5 separate regions of the Homo sapiens genome follow, and all the other regions are linked to region 1. The links are chromatin contacts, found by Hi-C or POLR2A ChIA-PET in ENCODE. All regions are on one chromosome and are shown on one strand. Each heading gives the region's core, a stretch centred on a gene start or an enhancer-like site at or near the end of the contact. The rest is flanking DNA. Distances are from core to core; before and after follow the strand shown. Region 1 holds the start of MORF4L1 (mortality factor 4 like 1). Region 2 holds the start of FAH (fumarylacetoacetate hydrolase). Region 3 holds the start of ZFAND6 (zinc finger AN1-type containing 6). Region 4 holds the start of ST20 (suppressor of tumorigenicity 20). Region 5 holds the start of MTHFS (methenyltetrahydrofolate synthetase).

Evidence for each region. A loop is a pair of places that touch in the nucleus more often than their neighbours do. ChIA-PET counts read pairs that join two places held with the same protein, here RNA polymerase II (POLR2A). Pooled maps may share reads with other maps.
Region 2: a map of gastrocnemius medialis shows a loop between it and region 1 (8-fold over the local background). The contact joins the promoter of FAH here to the promoter of MORF4L1 in region 1. A Hi-C loop is called at or near these places in 2 of 168 maps with a recorded cell type or tissue (CD14-positive monocyte and gastrocnemius medialis) and 9 of 50 pooled maps.
Region 3: a loop to region 1 is called in a map of A673, with 13 times the contacts of the local background. The contact joins the promoter of ZFAND6 here to the promoter of MORF4L1 in region 1. A Hi-C loop is called at or near these places in 1 of 168 maps with a recorded cell type or tissue (A673), 1 of 37 single-sample maps with no recorded cell type and 7 of 50 pooled maps. POLR2A ChIA-PET finds 5 or more read pairs at or near these places in 1 of 52 experiments (Panc1).
Region 4: a map of CD8-positive, alpha-beta T cell shows a loop between it and region 1 (16-fold over the local background). The contact joins the promoter of ST20 here to the promoter of MORF4L1 in region 1. A Hi-C loop is called at or near these places in 2 of 168 maps with a recorded cell type or tissue (CD8-positive, alpha-beta T cell and naive thymus-derived CD4-positive, alpha-beta T cell), 1 of 37 single-sample maps with no recorded cell type and 10 of 50 pooled maps. POLR2A ChIA-PET finds 5 or more read pairs at or near these places in 1 of 52 experiments (CD4-positive, alpha-beta T cell).
Region 5: a loop to region 1 is called in a map of naive thymus-derived CD4-positive, alpha-beta T cell, with 10 times the contacts of the local background. The contact joins the promoter of MTHFS here to the promoter of MORF4L1 in region 1. A Hi-C loop is called at or near these places in 1 of 168 maps with a recorded cell type or tissue (naive thymus-derived CD4-positive, alpha-beta T cell) and 10 of 50 pooled maps. POLR2A ChIA-PET finds 5 or more read pairs at or near these places in 2 of 52 experiments (K562 and activated CD4-positive, alpha-beta T cell).

What each region holds. Positions count from the first base shown.
Region 1 is chr15:78,871,589-78,874,224 of GRCh38, forward strand. It overlaps MORF4L1 (mortality factor 4 like 1), which reads left to right and starts at 1,302. Exons shown (of 12, transcript NM_006791.4): 1 at 1,302-1,469. The coding sequence starts at 1,430. RefSeq lists silencers at 1,074-1,333, 1,744-1,803 and enhancers at 1,889-2,520, 1,914-2,153.
Region 2 is chr15:80,151,685-80,154,320 of GRCh38, forward strand. It overlaps FAH (fumarylacetoacetate hydrolase), which reads left to right and starts at 1,315. Exons shown (of 14, transcript NM_000137.4): 1 at 1,315-1,451. The coding sequence starts at 1,371. RefSeq lists a silencer at 744-1,303.
Region 3 is chr15:80,058,332-80,060,967 of GRCh38, forward strand. It overlaps ZFAND6 (zinc finger AN1-type containing 6), which reads left to right and starts at 1,345. Exons shown (of 7, transcript NM_019006.4): 1 at 1,345-1,478. RefSeq lists silencers at 1,023-1,351, 1,048-1,917.
Region 4 is chr15:79,922,366-79,925,001 of GRCh38, forward strand. ST20 (suppressor of tumorigenicity 20) reads right to left here and starts at 1,387. Exons shown (of 3, transcript NR_037653.2): 1 at 1,087-1,387. It overlaps ST20-MTHFS (ST20-MTHFS readthrough), which reads right to left and starts at 727. Exons shown (of 4, transcript NM_001199760.2): 1 at 674-727. ST20-AS1 (ST20 antisense RNA 1) reads left to right here and starts at 406. Exons shown (of 1, transcript NR_028330.1): 1 at 406-2,489. RefSeq lists silencers at 545-654, 675-744, 755-804, 1,425-1,574 and enhancers at 1,105-1,284, 1,715-1,764, 1,966-2,626.
Region 5 is chr15:79,895,706-79,898,341 of GRCh38, forward strand. It overlaps MTHFS (methenyltetrahydrofolate synthetase), which reads right to left and starts at 1,309. Exons shown (of 3, transcript NM_006441.4): 1 at 1,167-1,309. The coding sequence starts at 1,283. All of the region lies in intron 2 of ST20-MTHFS (ST20-MTHFS readthrough), which reads right to left. RefSeq lists a silencer at 1,318-1,617 and an enhancer at 1,758-1,807.

The DNA.
Region 1 (2,636 bases), core at 52-2,551:
AGGAGGATAAAGGTTTACATAGGGGATGCAGGTAGGCTAAGGGCTGTTTGTGGAAGGATTTAAATACCAGGCTAAGGACTTTGAGATTTATCGTCTAAAGTTCATTGAGCACTTATTCATTGTTGGGTACCGCGCTAAGCCCGTATATGTAATTCTCACAATAAACTGACGGAAATGGTGCTATTTTGCAGCTTAGCCAACAAAGTTGTTTTTGAACAGGGAACGACATAAATCCGTTTGTTTAGGCCAGGCACGGTGGCTCACGCCTGTAATCCCAGAACTTTGGAAGGCCAAACCGGGCGGATCACGAGGTCAGGAGTTCCAGACCAGCCTGGCCAACATGGTGAAACCCAGTATCTACTAAAAATACAAAAATTAGCTGGGCGTGGTGGCACATGCCTGTAATCCCAGCTACTCCGGAGGCTGAGGCAGGAGAATCGATTGAACCTGGGAGGCGAAGGCTGCAGTAAGCAGAGATCGCGCCACTGCACTCCAGTCTGGGCAACGGAGCGACACTCCATCTCAGAAAAAAAAAAAAAGGTATAATATTGAAGAAATCCGTTTGTTTAGAGTGACAAGAAGCACAAACAGGGCAGGTACGGAATACAGACGTTGACATATTCACACTAGCCTTTTTCAGAAAGCAGAGCTCCATTATCTCAAAAAGCTAAAGCGTGACTAGTGTTTCCCACGTCATCATCCTCATTTCCGCAAGGCTGGGCTGGAGAAGAGGAGGTAGACCTAGGAGCCAACAAATGGCTATCAATCCCACCAAATAGGCTCCGCAGTGGGGTTGCTAAACAACGAAGCTTCCAGAAGCGGACCCCAGTTCCCACCCTCTTGCTGATCCTAAAGCCTTTCTATGCAAAAACTAGCGGAATGCTATTGAATGTAGGTTTCCGAGCCAGCCCTATTCTCTCCGACTACTTCAACATCAACGGGGGCTTATTTGCCCAAGGGACGTCGCAACTGGGCCTTTCCCATTCTATTATCACTGGTGGCTCACCACCCCCACTCTCCCCCATCGCCAGCTCCGCCTTAACCTCCCACGAAATCAAATCCCCGCTTTACCAACCCGCAGCAGCCGGGGGCATGGAGAGAGAAGCGGGGGTGGGGTGGGGTAGGGTAGCCGGCCCCTCCCCCACCCGGGGGGGGGGGGGGGGCGCCTCCACCGACTCCGAACTACCAGTCCCGGCGTGCCCTGGGGCGGCGCGGGCGCAGGGGCGCGTGCGCGGCGGGCTGTCGTTGGCTGGAGCAGCGGCTGCGCGGGTCGCGGTGCTGTGAGGTCTGCGGGCGCTGGCAAATCCGGCCCAGGATGTAGAGCTGGCAGTGCCTGACGGCGCGTCTGACGCGGAGTTGGGTGGGGTAGAGAGTAGGGGGCGGTAGTCGGGGGTGGTGGGAGAAGGAGGAGGCGGCGAATCACTTATAAATGGCGCCGAAGCAGGACCCGAAGCCTAAATTCCAGGAGGGTGAGTGTGCGCCTTTGGGAAAAAGGCACCTAACGGCGCAGGAGATAGAGGCGGGCTCGAGGTGATTGAGGCTTGAGGGCCGGGGGCGGCGCGGGCTGCGCCCTGAGAAGGCGGCGGTCAGTGCTTTGTGCGGGGAAAGCGCATTGCGGATGGCAATTCCGGTGCGTCATTGTGAGAAAGCGCTTTGTGAAGCGAGAGTGCTGCGCAGGCGTTAGAGTGGGAGAGAGAGCGTTTGGCGCGTGGCACACCCTCGTCAAGTGTTTGTTATTGTTCTGAGGAAGAGGGCGCGGAGAGAGCAGCCTATTGTAGGGAGGCGACGGGAGCGCCATGGCGGCGGTTAGGGGAAGTGATGTGGCGGCGGGGGGGGAGGGGCGGTGGCTGTTTCGGGCGGTCCTGCGGCGCGCCCGGCCGCTTGGGCAGCTACGACGGGTTTTTCGGTGCTTCCTGGAGCCCCGGGGTGGTTGCGTTCGGTGGCAACTCAGCTGCGGATGGGGGTGGGTTTGGCGCCACGGGGCGGGAGAAGTGCGTTGTAAAATGGCCGTTGCAAGATGGCGGCGCCATCATGGCCGCCGGCGTCTCGGTCCCGTATGGAGGCACAGCTTACGGGCAGATGCAGCGCCCCCTTCCACGACGACCAGAAGGTTGCCGGGGCCCTCCGCATACCACAGAGTGGTGGGTGGGGACAGAAAAAAAAAAGTGAGATGAGCGTTTTCCTCCGCTTTGTGTTGCCTGGAGGCATCACTCTGCTATTCTTGGGCGCAGTGCCGAGATCCTATGGTAATGTGAGTGAGCTCTCGCTTTGCAGTTGCTCGTAAAAAGTAAATAAAAATGATCTGAATGCAGTGTTGACGCCGTTTGCATTTGTAAGTCCCATTGCCTCGACGTCATTTTTTAAATGCAGTAATTGTTTGATTAGTTGCAGTGTTTAACAATGACTTGAAAGTTGAATTTCTTTTTATTAATTGGTTTTCGATTGACATGAGTTTTGGGTAAGGTTAGACTGACTCCCAGTGGAAGGCAGCTCTTTAAATTTTCACAACGCTTCAGTTAACGTATAATAAGGTGGAGGTCTAATAGCTAAAAAGGAAGTAAAGTCCTGTTGAGAAAGGAGGAACACTTTAACATTCCTTTTCATTGCTATGGAAATTTATGCTAGTTACCGTAAAT
Region 2 (2,636 bases), core at 65-2,564, 1.3 Mb after region 1:
CATGGTCTCAAAAAACTGCAGCTGACTGCACATGAGTGATTAGATAACACCTTGAACCCACCCTAAGATAGTCTGCCTTTCCCTTCTTTCCTGTCTTCCTTCTTTTCTTTCTCCCTCTCTCTCTTCTCCTATTTCTCTTTTATCTTTCCTTTCCTTTATCCCCCTCCCCTCCTTTCCTCTTTTTCCCTCCCTTCTCTCTCTTTCCACACACACATAACCTGTATATGCCAGGCACTATTCTAGGTGCTTCACAAATATTAATTCATTCCATTCTTATATCAACTTTGTGAAGTAGGAACTATTATCATCAACATTATACAGAGAAGGAAGCTGAGGTAGAGAAAGTTTAAGTAACTTGTCCAAGGTTGAGCATCTTGTCAACGTCATTTTACTACTGGCATGTGAAACAGGTGAGTTATATTTTTTAGAATATTAATTCTCATTAATTGAAGCCTTCCAAACAGGCCTAACTGTCCCCTTCTCTGACATACAAGTGGAAGTGTCATAGCTGGACGGAGCATCATGGTATGAAGGCAGAAAGGACGCGACTGGGTGTTCTTCTGAAGCTCAGGGAGCAGCTCTTGGGGAGAAAGTGTTTCCAGGAAGCGGACAAGAGTTCTGTTGAGCTGAAGAGCAGGGCAGCAGCCGGGGCGAGCGAGGCTGGAGTCATGCAGGGCAGAGCCTTAAATGCTAAGCTGGGGTTTGCTCTCGGTAGGACCAGCTAGCTGCCCCGAGCGGGGGCTGGAACCAGATCTCCCCCACGTGGACTCGCGGACAGGGCGGGGATCAGGACGGGGGCGGGGCCAGGGGAGGGGCGGGGCTCGGGGAGTGAGGCAAGACTGGAGGGCCTGGGACTCTCGGGTACCCGGGCCAGGGGAGGGGCGGGGCTCAGGGAGGGAGGGAGAGACTGGATGACCTGGGGCTTGCAAGGCGGGGCGAGGGGAGGGGCGGGGCGAGGGGAGGGGCGGGGCTCAGGGAGGGAGGGTGAGACTGTGGAGGACCTGGGGCTCGCGGGGTCGGGGCAAGGGGAGGGGCGGGGCTCAGGGAGGGAGGAGAGACTGGAGGACCTGAGGCCCACGGGGGCGGGGCCAGGGGCGGGGCGGGGCTCTGGAAGGGCGGGCGAGACTGTGGAGGACCTGGAGCTGGCGGGGGTCAGGGTAGGGGGGAGGGGCAGGGCTCGGGGTTCGGGGGCGGGGTGTTCACGGTGAGACCAAAAGTCAGGTAGGAGCCTCCGGGGTCCCTGCTGTGTCACCCGGACAGGCCGTGGGGGCGGGCAGGGGGGCGGGGCCGGGCCTGACCACAGCGGCCGAGTTCAGTCCTGCTCTCCGCACGCCACCTTAGGCCCGCAGCCGTGCCGGGTGCTCTTCAGCATGTCCTTCATCCCGGTGGCCGAGGATTCCGACTTCCCCATCCACAACCTGCCCTACGGCGTCTTCTCGACCAGAGGCGACGTGAGCAGTGGGGCTTTGGCGTCCGGGCGCGGGGAGGGAGTGGAGTGGAGTGGAGTGGAGTGGAGTGGAGTGGAGTGGAATGGAGTGGAATGAGGGGCGGGATGGAGGCTTGTGCCATTTTTCTCTTAAGATTCGTTCCGTGAGAGTGCCTATGGGCTCGAGTCCCGCCTCGTAACTTTCTAGCTGTGCACGTTGTTTAACTTTTCAGCCTCATTGTCCGCAGGTTTGCTGAGAATTAAATGCAAAATGAAATGAATCGTGTCACTCTCCCAGACAAGCAGAGCAAGCAGGATTCTGTTACCGGAAGCTGCAGCACACAGGCATGCTGCCTACTCCGAGGTGGTTGCGGTGTGTTTCTCTCGCCCAAGAGGCCAGGTCAGGGCTGGTGGTTCATCTCGCTGGATAGCCCCTAACCCTAGAACCCGGGAAATGATAACCCGGTATGCGTAGCAGGTCAGAGGGGCACGCGCGTTTCTTGGCTTAGAGTTGTGAGATCTAAGATGGCAAGTGTCTCTGCCTATAGCTGAAATTCTTTCAGCTCCTGGTGTGGGCTCCCTGGCATTCCCCTACTGATCAGAAGAAAGAGGGCAGGGAAACAAACTTTGACTAAGTCAGTGTAGTCTGATTGGTAGAAAGAAGTATTTGAAAACTGGGGGTTTATCAGCAAATAGATAATAAGAGGTTCCCTAGGTTGGAAAAGCAGATTCCCTTGGATTTGTTGATGATATTTTTGGCTTAGATTTCTGCTCCCAACTTTAAAGGTAAACTCCTGATTCATCTCTGTAAGCCATAGAACCCCAGAATCAGGAAATGTTTGCTAAACGAGGGGCCTGGCAGTTGGCTTCTTCTTGGAAAGTGGGGTTCCCTCCTTCCCCCATGGCTTGTCATTGGATGCAAGTGGCTGGCCTTTTGTGGGCCTGTCTGCGGTAAGTGCTTTGGTCTAGAAGAGTCAACTTGTGGTTTCACATCTGGCCGGGCTGACCAGATGTTGCAAGGATACAGAAAGTGGACACTCAATCCCCTGGAGGACACAATCTGAGGCACATTAAATCTTAACTTGTGATGGCCAACAACCTTTCTGCAGACAGAGCCCTCCCTCTGCCCTCCTCAAACACTTTGCCCTCGGCAGATGTGTCCTCCCTCACCTTTCCTGGGAGCACAAATCCATTAGACAGAAACATTTGT
Region 3 (2,636 bases), core at 95-2,594, 1.2 Mb after region 1:
AGTAAAGGTCATGTAAACCCAATTTCTGCAAATTCATAATAACTGCATATGAAAATCCAACTGGGTTAGGTGCTGGAGTTAATACAACGATAAACTGGACAAGAATCGGAAGAAAAATACATTTAAGACAAAATCCGTAAGACTTGACGCATAACCTTGCTAGTTCAAGAAGCTCTTTCACACATATTATGTTATTTAACCCCCACAAATAGCCTAACAAGTAGGTTTTATTACCATTCCAATCAGGCTTTTGTCCTCCACTTAAACTGTACTCCCCAAGGTGACTTCTGTGTTGCTAAATGCTCAACAGGTACTCACTTCAGGCACAACATTTAAGGGAGCACCAAAAAACTAAGTGATCAAGATGAATAACATTTTTATTTTTTAAAATTAAAATTAATGCAAAAAAAAAATCCATGAATAACAAAATACCAACATTTAAAATAAAGAGGATTCTCAGGACTGGGCTCGCCTACCTGGATGCCCTAACGGAACTCCTCATTCACAATAGGATTGAATGACCTCGAACTAAAGTGTCACGTACTTCCTGCTCGTGATGCTCGTGAGCCCGAACGAAGGCTGAAAAACTTCAGGGGGAGCCATTCTGCCTATCACCCCTAGTTCCAGCGCAGCAGCCCAGCGTGCACCACGCAGGTGGGAACTGACCCCGTGCTTTTGGAACAGGCTGGAACTGGGGGTGCTTGTGCCTGTGCATGTATGTATTGCACACGTGTGCATGCACGCTTCTCGTCTTGCTTCTATTTCCAAGTCCCAGTTCAGGACAGGGCAGAGAACTGCTTTCCAGTATGCGCCCTGAGCTCGGACTTTGCGCTTGCAGACTGAGGCGCCGGCCTGCATGGGAAGACAGAAGCTCAGAATTCCTTCCTGCACAAGTGGCAGGTGGAGTGCAACTCTTTTTGGTGCCTCAGTCCAAGACAGGGACACGCCATTCCCTGCGAGGTGGCAAAGGTACCTGAACCTACATAACCAAGCCCTTAAAGTCTCCGCGGCACCTCTTAATCGCCTTCCCGTAGCTATTGGAGGTAGAGAAACCGCGGCGGGAAGCGCCCCAGAGAGGGCAGTGGAGCAAGGGACACTGGAGGTGCAGAAGGCGGAGGAGCATCTCCTTTCGCTCCGCCCCGCCTCTTTTCCTGCCTCCGGCCAATTGCCGTGCGCTCCGAGCCTTGACCCCGCCTCTCCCCGCCTCCTCCGGCCTGCGGCCCCGCCCGCGCCGGTAATAATTAGCGGGCGGGCGGGGCCCGCGCGTCAGCCGCGGGAGCCGGCCAATCCAGTGGCTCTCCTCCGCGGTCGCGTCATAGGCCGAACAACCAAACAGAAAAGTTTAATAAACAGCGGACGGAGGGGCCGGCGGTGGCGGAGCCGGAGCAAGCAGGGGTTCGGCGGCATTACCTGTACCCATTCACCGGCGGCTACCGGCGGCGGCGCGCAGCGTGTCAGGCGGAGAGACCCGCCGCCAGGTGAGGAGCGCGGCCCGCGGGGCCCGGCTTGCCCGGCGCTGCCCCTCCCCCGCCTGCTCCCTTCCCCCACCCGGCTGCAGCTAGGCGAGGCCCGCCCCCGGCCCCTCCCGGCGCCCGAGAGCCGGAAGCGGAGGGCGGCCGGCCGGCGCAGCAGGTGGTGGGCCCGCGGGGGCCGCGGGCGAGAGGGCGAGGACTCCCGGCTCCGGGGGTGGGGGCCGGAGATCGGCGGGTTCACCTCAGACGGCGCGCGGGCGCCCGCGGCCGGGGGCCGCTTCCTGTCAGGGTGGTCGCGCTGGGGTCGGGAGCCTCAGTTCTTCAGGGCCGCGGAGGCCGCGACGCGCGCCGCCCCGAGCGGGTTGCGAGCGGTTGGCTGGCGGGGGTCGGAAGGGCCCCGGGCACACTGGGGCGCGTCAGTTCCCCGCCTCCTCCGAGTCTCAGGTCCTCTTCGGGATGTTTTTCCACCTGCGGCGTTTTTCAGAAACCAGCCGGAGGCAGCCCGGTGTCTCCAACTCCTGACTGGCACCGGGAAGGGAATTGGTCTCTTTTTTTCCTGCTTGGGTTTAGCTTGCTTAGGATTCTAAATTTTTTGTCTGCTTTTTTGAAATAGTTATATTTAAGTTTTAGCTACCTAAAAAAGTATGAAAGAATATTGTGTTTGAAATCTTTTTAACTTGGTTTTTAAGTCACGTGCTAACTATCCTACACAGTTGGGACGCTATGATTTACCTTCACATCTCGGAAGTTGTAACCAGTTGTGAGGAAGTTAGGACCTTGGGGTTACCTAAAGATAATTTATATTAAGTTGTTGGGCCATAAAAACTGGGCAGAATTGGCCACGCGCGGTGACTCAACGCCTGTAATCCCAGCACTTTGGGAGGCCGACGCGGACTAATCACGAGGTCAGGAGATCGAGACCATCCTGGCCAACATGGTGAAACCCTGTCTTTACTAAAAATACAAAAATTAGCTGGGTGTGGTGGCGGGCGCCGGTAGTCCCAGCTACTGGGAGGCTGAGGCAGGAGCATCGCTTGAACCCGGGAGGCGGAGGTTGCAGTGAACCAAGATCGCGCTACTGCACTCCAGCCTGGCGACAGAGGGAGACTCCGTCTCAAAAAAAAGCCGGGCAGAATTAATGATTTTGAAGCTCCGAGAAACAGG
Region 4 (2,636 bases), core at 137-2,636, 1.1 Mb after region 1:
TGTCACAATTTCATCAAGAAGTGGCTTATGACAATACAGCTTTGGTTTAGGTATTAAAATAGGACTCTTTTCTGCCCATAGGAGGACATGGAAATGAAGGATAGATGTGATAAATGTCAATTCAGAGCTCTGCAAAATGCCAGACTCAATTCTTGTTTTAAAATATCAGAGCCAGGGCTCTTGTTTCACCCTTGATTCTTCACACAAAACACCACCATCCTCTGACCTCTTCACACAGAGCAAGCTTTACCCCACTACCTAAAGGGGAGTGCTGATCCACATGGTCTCCCCATCCACGCTAGAAATTGATCCCAAACACCAACCGCTGCATAGACGTCGGCGACTTTGGTCTGCACCCCCCGAACTTGGTGATACCTCATCAAGCCAAACCCCTCCCCAACATCCAAAATGCCCAGACCAGCATCCGAAAGCTGGTCTCCTATACAAAGCAGAATCCCTGCCTACAAAGCAGTTTCCCACCTCCGACTCCTCCCCACGGCGAACAGCCCTTCTGGATCCAACCAACCCACCAACCCCAATAGGGCCCAGCACCCAGAGGGTCCACAATCCAGAGAAGGAGCTACAAGCCCTGTACTTGCAAGCCTCGAACCCCCAACTCCAACTGACCTCCCCTCTGCCAGAGCAAGACCACGAGTACCCGCCGAGAGCGGACCTGGCTGGCTACACAAAGCCAGGCGCCCGACCAGAGGGATCCTCCGGGACGTCCTCCGCCACCGGGGCGTCCCCGCCCAGCCCCGCCCGGCGCCCGGCGCTCACCAGCTCTCCTCCCCCTCCTCCTAGCCTGACAGACGCTCCAGGTCGTCTAGCAAGCCGCCCTCCCCCGCCGCCAGCAAGAAGGTGGCGTCTCGCAGCTCCTCGTTATTCGTCCGCCTCGGGTCCATCCGGCCCCGCCGCCCGACTTTGCGCTGAGACCCAAGGGGAAGCCCCGAGGGGACCCCGCGCCGTAGGAGGGAGTGGAGGAGCCGGCGAACCGCGATGGAGCCGGGGCCCAGCACAGCGCGAGCGGCTCCTCGGCTGTTCGTGCTGCTTCCCCAGCTTCTTCACCGGCACCTGCAGCTTCCGCACCTCCTGGTCCGCGTTCACGTTAGAGTTAACGTCCTCCATCCCGGCCCCGCTGCCTCCGCCGCCCGCGGCCCTCTCGCTCTCGCAGCAACAAGGGAAGAGCCGGAGGAAAGAGGCGTCCACGCCGCTCACTCCAGCCGAGGCCCCCGCATATAGCAGGGCCAGGCCCCGTCGCCAGGGTTCCCCCAGCGCGGGTCCCGAAGCACCGCTGGCCACAGATGAACCGCCTCCTCAGCGCAGGTCCGGGATTCGGGGAGGCAGCGCCAATATCCGGTCTCTGCAGCCATCTTCCCTCCGTCCCTCCGCCCACCGAGGGTCGGCCCTGTAGGTGACCTCAGAGCGTCGGGGATGGGCGTGGCCCCGTCGGGCGCTAAGAAGACCTAGCGCAGAGAGGACCGCCGAGCTCCCGACGGGGCGGGGCCAGGTGTGTGAGGGGCGGGGATTGGACCCGGAGGGGCGTGTCTGGACTGCCGGCGGAAGTGGAACGCGGCCTGACCTGCGACGGAAAGCCACTGCAAGCCCGGAGGCGAACAGAAGGCATTCCGCGAGCCGGGCTGAGTTGGTGAACACGGTCCTCGTTCACCCCGCCTATTGGTCTGGGCGTGTGGGGTATTCTCCACCCACTTATACGGCGTGTGGGACCGACGGGCCCGTCCTGCCCGGCTCCGGTCCGGATCTCGAGTAGGCGCTCAATGGGATTCGGGGAGACGTAGTTTACTTTGTTCAGCAAATATTTAACCGATGCCTATTTTAATGGGAGATTGTTTCCGCTGGCGGGAGCCTCAGAGACCGCCTGTGTCCTTTAAGAAACCCGAATTTCAGACAGTTAAGAGAGGTCTAAGGTCAAAATAATAATCATAATTTCTTCTTACTGGCCAGATACTATGCTAAGCCCTTTTTAATTTTATTATTATTATATTTTGTCACCGAGGCTGGAGTGCAATGGCCCGATCTTGGCTCTGCAACCTCCGCCTCCCGGTTTAAAGCGATTCTCCTGCCTCAGCCTCCCGAGTAACTGGGATTACAGGCGGGCGCCACCACGCCTCGCTGATTTTTGTATTTTAGTAGAGACGGGGTTTCGCCATTTTGGCCAGGCTGGTCTCGACCCTGACCTCAGGGTGATCCGCTCACCTCAGCCACTCAAAAGTGCTGGGATTACTGGCGTCAGCCACCGCGCGCCCGGTCGTGCTAATCACTTTGAAAGGCATTATCTCATCGGTTAAAACATAGTTTTCCGGACTTAAAAGTTTACAGCACACTGGCGCAGAAGATGGAAAACCGCTGCTTGCCTTTCTCCGTTTATTGACTCACATTCTGCTCTTTGGATCATTTTCTTCGGAAAAAGTTTTCCAAAGTGTGTCTTGTGTATTAAAAGTTGTGTATTAAAAGTATTTGAACACGCTGACAGATACTGAAGAATGCAGAAAATTGTATGAGTGTGAAAATCTGCCTTTACGATGTGTACTAGTGGCAGCAAATCCAAACAAAATTTAAGTGCTTTGTTTTGATCACATTCATTGGGCTTCAGATGTCAATTGTGCGCTGCTTTGGCT
Region 5 (2,636 bases), core at 59-2,558, 1.0 Mb after region 1:
ATGAAGAGAGGGGTGAAATGAGCATATATGCTTTACTGCTTTAACCCATAGGCACCTTGAATTTGAGTAAATAACGGATAATAGAATAGTGAAGGGTAATTAAGAAAGCCTGATGGTATAACTAATTCCAAGGAACATCAAGTTTCCAAATATCTGGTGTCTCTGAAGCATGATGCTGGGAAGACAGATCATCAGTTTGACTTACAACAGAATTACAAATACGTACTTATTCAGGGGACATTAAATTTTTCTTCCTCTGGTGTCTAACAAAAATGAGTCCCCAAAAACTCTTTAGAACATGCCTTCACAACAGGATATGACTGCCATTTTATTGATAAGAAAACTGACATTACATAGACTAAAAATACATAGCAGTGCAGTTGGTGAAAGTAATGAAACAGAGGTCTGCTAACCAACAAACACGGACCCTCACTTATTCCTCTCATTTCTCTCTTCTGTTTCCTACGTTCTTGGGAAGCCTGGATATGATAGCCAAGTCTTCCTTTCGTTCACTCAAGAAAAAGCATTTAATGTTGACCAACTCTGAGACAGGAAAAGCCTAGGCCCTGGAGCTACTGAGACACAGCCTTAGCCCTCCATATGCTTAGTGAAGTCCAGTCAACCTCTGAGTTCTGCCCTTTGGCATCTCCACACCTTTTTTGGTGTTCCCTCGTCTAAAGCACCTGCATCTTTCTCTGGCCATTTTACTAATATAACCGGAGTCTTACTCGTAGCTCATTAACTTTAGGCCTCACTGAGGGAACCTGGGCACTCAGGTGTTCACCCATCTCCTCTACCACAACTTTCTGTTCTCACCGTGCTCTCACCACAGCACCGTCATCCCCACGGAGGGTTTTCGAGCACCAAAAGAGCCACCCATGCAAACAAACTCCCCTCCCAGAGATAAATCTGTCAACCCCTGCCGTCCTCTCGCTCTTTAGCCCCACAACTTTCACTACCGGGCCCTCTCCCCGCCATAGTGCCAAGAGCGTCCAGACCACGACTAGGGGGCGTGCGCGCGCCGGGAGGGGAAACGTGCGCGCGCCGGGGGGTGGGGGGGCGCCTAGCCCAGCGCCAGCACGGACCATGCACAGATCAGCAATCGCTGGCCGCCAGGCCTTCGGAGGGTCTGTCCGCCGCGGCTTCCGCTACGGGCGGCCTCGCACCTTCTGGCTCAGTACGCGGGACTGGCGTAGCCGCTCCTCGGCACTCATCGCCCGCAGACGCTGCTTCAGCTCTCCCCGCAGGCTCCGCTTGGCGCTGCTCACCGCTGCCGCCGCCATCTCACGCCCAAGCCGAGTCCAGTCCCGCCCTCGGCGCCCTGGGCGCCCTCGGGTTCGGTCTCCGCCCCTGGCCGCTCCCAGGTGGATCCGCGGCCTAGGGGCGGGTCGGGGCTCGGGGAAGCGCCCCCACCCCGCTTCCGGGACGCGGGCCCGCGGCGCGCCGCGCGCTTACCTCGCCTCTGGCCCTTGGGACCCAGCCCTCGTGCGGTCCCCGTGGTCCGGCTCGCCCTCCCCGGTTAGGGGAGCGGTGGCGAGGCGCCGTCGCTGCCCTGCCGCCTGACCTCCCTGAGCCTGGGCCCTCACCGGGACCGCGGAGGCGGCAGCGCCACTGGCGGGGATGGTAAAGATGGCCGGCAGTACCCACGGTGCCTGGCATCTCTTGTACTGTTCAGTAGTGGGACTTCAGGGGCCAGAAAAGAAGGGCAAGGCAGGACATGTAGCGAAATCGTCACGAGTCGCTTAACTACAGGGATAGGTCTGACAGATGCCCCGATTTCCTTCTTGTGCAAACATCAGAGTGTAGTTACACAAAGTTACTACACACCTATGCTACACACCTGTACAGCGTATTTTGTACCGAATACTGTAGGCAATTGTAAGCACCGTGATACTTGTGTATCTAAACACAGAAAAGGTAATGTGTTGGTTGGCTACCACATCAGTAGGTATTAGGAATTTTTCAGCTCCATTATAATCTTAAGGGACCACAGTGGTTGATGGAAATGTCCTTATGTGATGAATGTATAGATGATACATAATCGGGAACACTGCTAAAGCAATAACTGTAGTGTAAAAGCCAAATTTTGCGGGTTTCTAGTGTGAATGTATTCCAGGTAATAGTGCCCACATAGGTACTTCCTGTTATAACCATCAGTGACTGTTCATTCCCACCACTCAGCTCTGATTAAAACACAAAAATGAATTAAAACTAAAAGCAGTTGGGGGGTGGGTGAGGCACTTGCAGGAAGAGGTAAAAGAAACTGTTAAGTCTTAAACTGCTCCCAGTAGACAGGCGCCTCAGATGGCATAGACGGTTGCCTCTCAGATGTGACTTCCTAAGAAAACCAGAGCTGTCTCTGCCAAAAATACGTCCCTACTGACCGCCCCAGTGTCTTAATCCCCACCGTTAAGAATCACACCTCCTAGGTAAAGCATTAATTAAGTGCCCGGTGAGAATGCACATGGCTTGAGAGGGGAGTTCTGGCTTCTTTATGGAATCTATCAACAGCTTCCAGGGAAAGCTAATGCAAGTCCCAGGGGGACTGTGTTGTAAGAAAAAGGGAAGGCCAGGCAGGTACAGCGTATACATAGTGCAATTAGATTTGCTGACCTAAAAGTTAGAACACGAGGTCT